Regions from separate parts of the Mus musculus genome. Here region 1 is linked to region 2. A link is a loop called in an ENCODE intact Hi-C map of the cell type or tissue named here. Cell type or tissue: heart. All regions are shown on one strand. Links, peaks and the distances in the headings refer to the core of each region. The heading gives the core; the rest is flanking DNA. Region 1 has its middle 79 kb from the start of Gm28822. Region 2 has its middle 45 kb from the start of Gm30442.

Evidence for each region. A loop is a pair of places that touch in the nucleus more often than their neighbours do. Peaks named below come from ENCODE experiments on the same cell type or tissue, not always from the same donor. Only the 100,000 strongest peaks of a DNase experiment are listed, where the experiment ranks them.
Region 1: it touches region 2 in a loop (4-fold over the local background); 4 of 42 quality-filtered maps call a loop at or near these places.

What each region holds. Positions count from the first base shown.
Region 1 is chr1:23,494,406-23,497,321 of GRCm38, forward strand. No RefSeq gene overlaps it. Among named protein-coding and RNA genes, the nearest start is that of Gm28822, 79 kb to the right of the region's middle. In heart, for the core only: a CTCF peak has its summit at 1,202 (motif pointing left); no DNase peak of the experiment used is centred there.
Region 2 is chr1:23,167,358-23,170,273 of GRCm38, forward strand. No RefSeq gene overlaps it. Among named protein-coding and RNA genes, the nearest start is that of Gm30442, 45 kb to the left of the region's middle. In heart, for the core only: a CTCF peak has its summit at 1,333 (motif pointing right); no DNase peak of the experiment used is centred there.

The DNA.
Region 1 (2,916 bases), core at 157-2,656, 330 kb after region 2:
TAGATAGATATGGAGATGGGAGATGGACATGGAGATTCAAATGGACATAGAGATGGACATGGAGATGGACATAGAGAGAGAGAGATAGAGATTTTCCTCTGTAGACCCACGGACTGAGACAAAGTCAAGGGGTCAACAAAATGCAGACCAGTAATTTGAGCTTGTAGAATTCAATATAAAGAATTATTAGCTACGTAAAGGTCTATCTAGATAAGGACATAAGAGAGAGCTCTGGAGTTTGAGATAGTTTCATTGGGCAGCTGCTATCCCTGTATAGATGAAAGGGGCTCTGGAGGACTGAAGAAGACTCAAGGCTATCTCTAGAGGTCAGGACTGCATAAATCCACATCTGGTTCCTATGAAAATGAAAAATCCTTATGGGAAGCCCATTTTCGGGAACCACCACTACTCTGTGATGGTAAGCAGTGCAGGATTCACTAACACTCACACCAGGCATTTTCTGCTGCTCAAAACTAAAACCTACTGGATTTTAAAAGCAATACCACCCCACAGTCTCTCTCTACCAGCTTCTAGTGACATCGTATCATGGAACAGAGGAAAAAGAAGCACACAGAACAACTCAAGGCCATGAGAAAAGGTGAAGAAAAGCTAATATGACGGATAAACACTGAGACAGCACAGGCCTGCTGTGGGTTACTTACCTTATATGTAACATCAGAGTTCCCTGTAGTACTCCCTTCTTCTGAACTCATGTTTCACACTATGGAGATTGTTGTTGCTGTACTAACTTGGTGCAACTAGCTACCCTAAGTATCATTTTACCTTCTACTTCATGAGAGGCACCAGTCTATGTCAATGCTAGATGTTCAAGCTGGTTTCTAAGCTGATTTGTGTCTTTTATGCCTAATTCTTGCATAATGTCTACCCCTTAATTCCCAAGCTTCTGCAGCCTGATGCATATTTCCTTTCCTTCAGTCTCTTAGCCCATTTGGAAGCACTGGGTTGTGCTTCCTCGCTGCTGTGAGAACCTCTCCCCCCGCACGCCTTTGTTATCTCTCAGGATCCCACGCATTTCCTTTTATCCTGAAATATATTTGAATGTGATTTGAACGCCATGCTCTACTGTTGCTCTTTCTCTCCCTAAACATATAATTAGGTTTTCCGAACATTTGTAAAGAGGAGTAGGCTTAGAGTAGTTTTAATTACCATTTTTAAATTAATCACTGTCTCTGGACTGCCCTCTTCTGGTTGTTTTTTAAAAGTGTTAAGGAGCAGGAATGCTTACATTGCAGAATATGGGGTTCCCTCACTACTTCAAAGATCTTGCATTCATAAGACTACTATACCTGACAGTAAATTCCTATTACTTAGATCCCCTCACCCCCCACCCCACCCCCACACAATCGTCACTGTTTTTTCCTAGTCCACATTAGAGTCCTGGCTTTGTCCTGGGGGGGAACCTTCATTTGTCAGCTTTGAGGAGTGTCTACATCCTTCAGCATTATCTCAAACTGTGCCTCACACAGATACTTGAAACCATAACATTCTCTCCCTCCCACCTTCAATGTCTGCCCTCTGAGGACTAGTTAAGTTTTCTAGGTAGATGTTTGCTATTTTGTTATTGTTCTATTGTTGTTTGTTTTGTTGTTGTTTTGTTTTGTCATTGTTTCTTCTCTTCTCTCTTCTCTTCTCTTCTCTTCTCTTCTCTTCTCTTCTCTTCTCTTCTCTTCTCTTCTCTTCTCTTCTCTTCTCTTCTCTTCTTTCTTCTTTTCCCTTCCCTTCTTCTTTCCCTTTCTCTTTCCCTTCCTCCTTTCCCTTCTCTTTCCCTTCCCTTCCCTTCCCTTCCCTTCCCTTCCCTTCCCTTCCCTTCCCTTCCCTTCCTTTCCCTTCCCTTCCTTTCCCTTCTCTTTCCCTTCCCTTCTCTTTCCCTTCTCTTCCCTTCCCTTCCCTTCCCTTCCCTTCCCTTCCCTTCCCTTCCCTTCCCTTCCCTTCCCTTCCCTTCCCTTCTCTTCTTTTCTTTCCAGCTAGTACAGAGCCCAGAGACTCACCTCTGCTAAAAAGGGTGCTTCTGCCCCTGAGCTGGCCCAATGCTTGCTGTTTGAAAGTCAGATTGACCAGACAGCGCTATTGCTTGGCATCCTCTGAACATATGCTAACCTGCTGCTCTCTTGCTACTGGAGATTTGCCATCATGTTCTCCTAATTTGGGGTCTTTTGGGAAACTATCACTTGCTAGTCATTGGTTTCTCTGCCCTGGTTGTTCAGAATGTTTTATGGGGGAAATGTGGAGGAATATGGGGCCATCTTCCTCCAGTCTCATACCAGAACCCTTTATTTATCTGATCGGCATACTTTGCACATGGAAATGGTTTAATAGGTCATTTGATAAGCAAATTGCGCAGTTAGAGGTGTCATGTCCTCCATACACTCTGGACAAGGGGCAAGAAATGCAGGCATCAGAAAGGAGGTAACCGATTATGAGGCGCATCTGATGGCTGCCCCTACTTTGTCTTCTTCCCCTCTCCCATCGTCTTCCCCTCTGCCTCCCTCTTTATATGTTGCAGGATTCATACTAATATTTAAGAAGTCTTTTCTTCTAAATTCACGAGTAAGATGTTTCCCTTTCTCAAAGTTCTTGCTAGGCTTGTTAGCAAGACCCCTCTCGAATTTTGTAATGAGTTGTCAACTGGCTCCCCTTTTTCTCTAATCTGGAATAGTGTCTGATGGGAGCCACCCATCACATGATACCAGCTATATTAAATTGGAAAAGCAATTTGTGACAGCCACATTTTTTTAGTAGGAAGGTTTAAATTACTGAATTAATTTAATGGATATAAGAACAGTGATATTTATTAATAATTGTCTAGTCCCATTGTAAATGCCACTTTAAAATTTCTCATTTAGTTCTCTTATATCTTTCTCTCCTCTTCCTGATTCTCCTGCATCTCTTTCTATC
Region 2 (2,916 bases), core at 184-2,683:
TTTTTAGATCCAAATCGTGCTTTTCCAGTGTGACGGTGTATCCAGGACTTGCTATGGTGGAAGAATTGGATTCTGATGATGCCAAGTAACCTTGGTTTCTGTTGCTTATGTTCTTATACTTGCCTCACGCCATGAATGGAGCCTGAATGGAGCCTGTCCTTCCTGTGATCCTGGTTTTGTCAGAATTCTTCAGAGTTCAGCTATCTGTGTAATCCTGTGATTCTGGGATCCTGGGATCCTGAGATCCTGGGTATGTCAGAGCTCCTGGGAATCAAGCTACCTCTGTGACCCTGAGATCCTGGTATGACCAAGCTCCTGGAACCCTGTGATACTGTGATCCTGGGAGTATTAGAGCACCTGGGAGTGGAGTTTCTTCTGGGTGTTGTGGGACTGGCTGTGGAGTTAGCACCCAAGGTCTGCTCAAGGCACTAGCCCAGATTGGAAGAAACCTATGCCACTGGTCAGGCAGAGTTTCTGGGGGCCTGGGTTCCGCTGGTCCCAGTTACTTCCGGTGTTGGGGCAGATGTTGTGTCCTTCTCGCCTCTGATCCTATGATCCTGGGCACCTGGAAGTGGAGCTTCCTCTGGCTGTTGTGGAACTAGCTGCAGAGTTTGTGCCCAAGGTGTGCTCAGGGTACTGGCCCAGACAAGAAGGCTCGGTTTTATTTTTAAAAAATCATTTTTTCCTTCCTTTTTTTTTTTCTTTTTCTTTCCTTCCTTTTTTTTCTGACTAAAAGCTCAGGCTGGCCCTGAACTACTGATCCTCCTGATTCAGATGTGTGACACAACACTCAACCTGATCACTGTTAGAAACCTTAGGTATTTGTCCTTTTTTTTTTTTTAATTGCTTTTTTTATGGTATCATTTTGGGTCCAAACTTGAGTTGGTGATGCTGCCACTAATAACTCACTAATGCAGAGGAATCCTTGGAACTCTAGCTGAATCCTGGGTCACAACTGTTACCCAGGAGTCCTTATGACAGGTTCAGAGTTGTGAGAAGCCTGTCAAATCTAAGCCACATCATGGCTGCCTTGGGGATTTAATTGCAGTCTGTCTTCAAGAAAAGAGGAGAAAAAACCTCCTTATTTCTACCCATAAGATTTCTTCATATTACCTTGAACATGCAATCAACTTGCTGTGCATATTTATGAGTCCTTATTTCCCTATAAAATATCACATCATAGGAAAGAAGAAATTTCTAATTATTTTATTTGAAGTGTCTGTTTGAATGGAAAATTTTATATCACCGATAATAAGAATGTAATTATTTTAAGATTTAAGAACAAGGTTTTATTTTCATTTTTAATCGTGTGAACATGGATGCAGTGCCTTTGAAGGCCAGAAGAGGGCATCAAATCCCCAGGAACTGGAGTTAATAGGTTGTTGCAGGCCACTTGTCAATGGTTCTGGGAATCTATCTCTGGTCCCCTGCAAGAACAGTAGCCACCCTTAACTGCTGAGCCATCTCTCCAACCCTAAGAAATATTTTAAATTAGATTAGGAACAGCTTTTGCAATATTTTGTGCGTAGCCGTACCTGTGGAAGCATACAGAAAAAAAAAAAATCATGATTTATATAAAGTTTAACTTTCTAATTTCTTTAAAATGTAGTTTAGAGATCAAAATGAATTTCCAGTAGAAAAACCTCATGAACTGAAAGTGGAATCTTGCTATTGTTCTAAATCCTCCATAACCAGACAGTTTTATTCACATTCTGTGCAGGAGCCAATGCCATTCATGGGACATAATGATTGCTGATAGCAACAGAAATATTTTTAAACTACCCTCTTCTTTTTATTCACATCTGTTCCGGATTTGAATAAATTTTCATTTTGCTTTACAAAAACGTGCTAGACTGCGTGTTAGGCAGCAGGGGCTGTATGTGGATGGTAAGGGAGTGGCTGATAGAGGGACTGTGATGGGCCTGAATGATAGACACCACAATAGCCTGTGCCAACCTTCTGCAGGGCGAGGCACAGTGGAATTCTTTACTAAATAGATCCAAAACATAAAAAGCACACAAAGGTATGTGCCTTATCATTCTCAAATCATCATGTATTATTCATGAAGCCACTACTAGTATTAAAATTCAATTTTAAATTCTCTTTTATAAAACATTTTACCACATTTATTTTTTTCTTTATATAACTTGTTTATCCTTCTTTTAATTTTAGTGATTTTTTTTCGTTTTACATCTGGATCACAGCCCCCCTCCCTCTTCTCCTCCCAGTCCTACCCTTATAAATCCCTCCCCTCATTGTGTCTTCCCCTTCTCCTCAGAAAAGGAGACCCATCCTGGGGTACCACCCCACCCTGGGGCATCTAGTCCCAGCAAGTCTAGGAACATTCTCTCCCATTGAGGCCCAACCAGGCAGTCCAGGTAGGGGAAGGGGATCCAATGGCAGGGAATAAAGACCAAGACAACCCTCTACTCCACTTGTTATGGGATCCACATGAAGACCAAGCTGGATATTCTCTGTAAATGTGTAGAGGATTGAGTTCCAGCCCCTGCATGCTCCCTGGTTGTTGGACCGGGGATCTGTGAGCCCCCATGGTCTTAGGTTAGTTGACTCTGTGGGCTTCTTTTGGTGTCCTTGACCCCTCTCACTTGCTCACTTTTGTCTCTAGCTGTGCTAGAGTTGTATGTAGCATGTGCACTAGTCTTTGTCAGAGGACAACATTCAGATTTTGGTTCTCTCCTCCCATTATATGGGTTCCTGGGTTCCAGTATAGGCCATCAGGCTTGGTAGAAACCACCTTTATCCAATGAGCTATCTTTCCTGTCTAGTTAATTAACCTTAATTACTAACCTTAATAATTAACCCTGGGCTGAAGAGTTAAGAACACTATCTGCTTTTCCAGAGGTCCTGAGTTCAAATCCCAGCAACCACGTGGTGGTTCACAACCATCTGTAATGA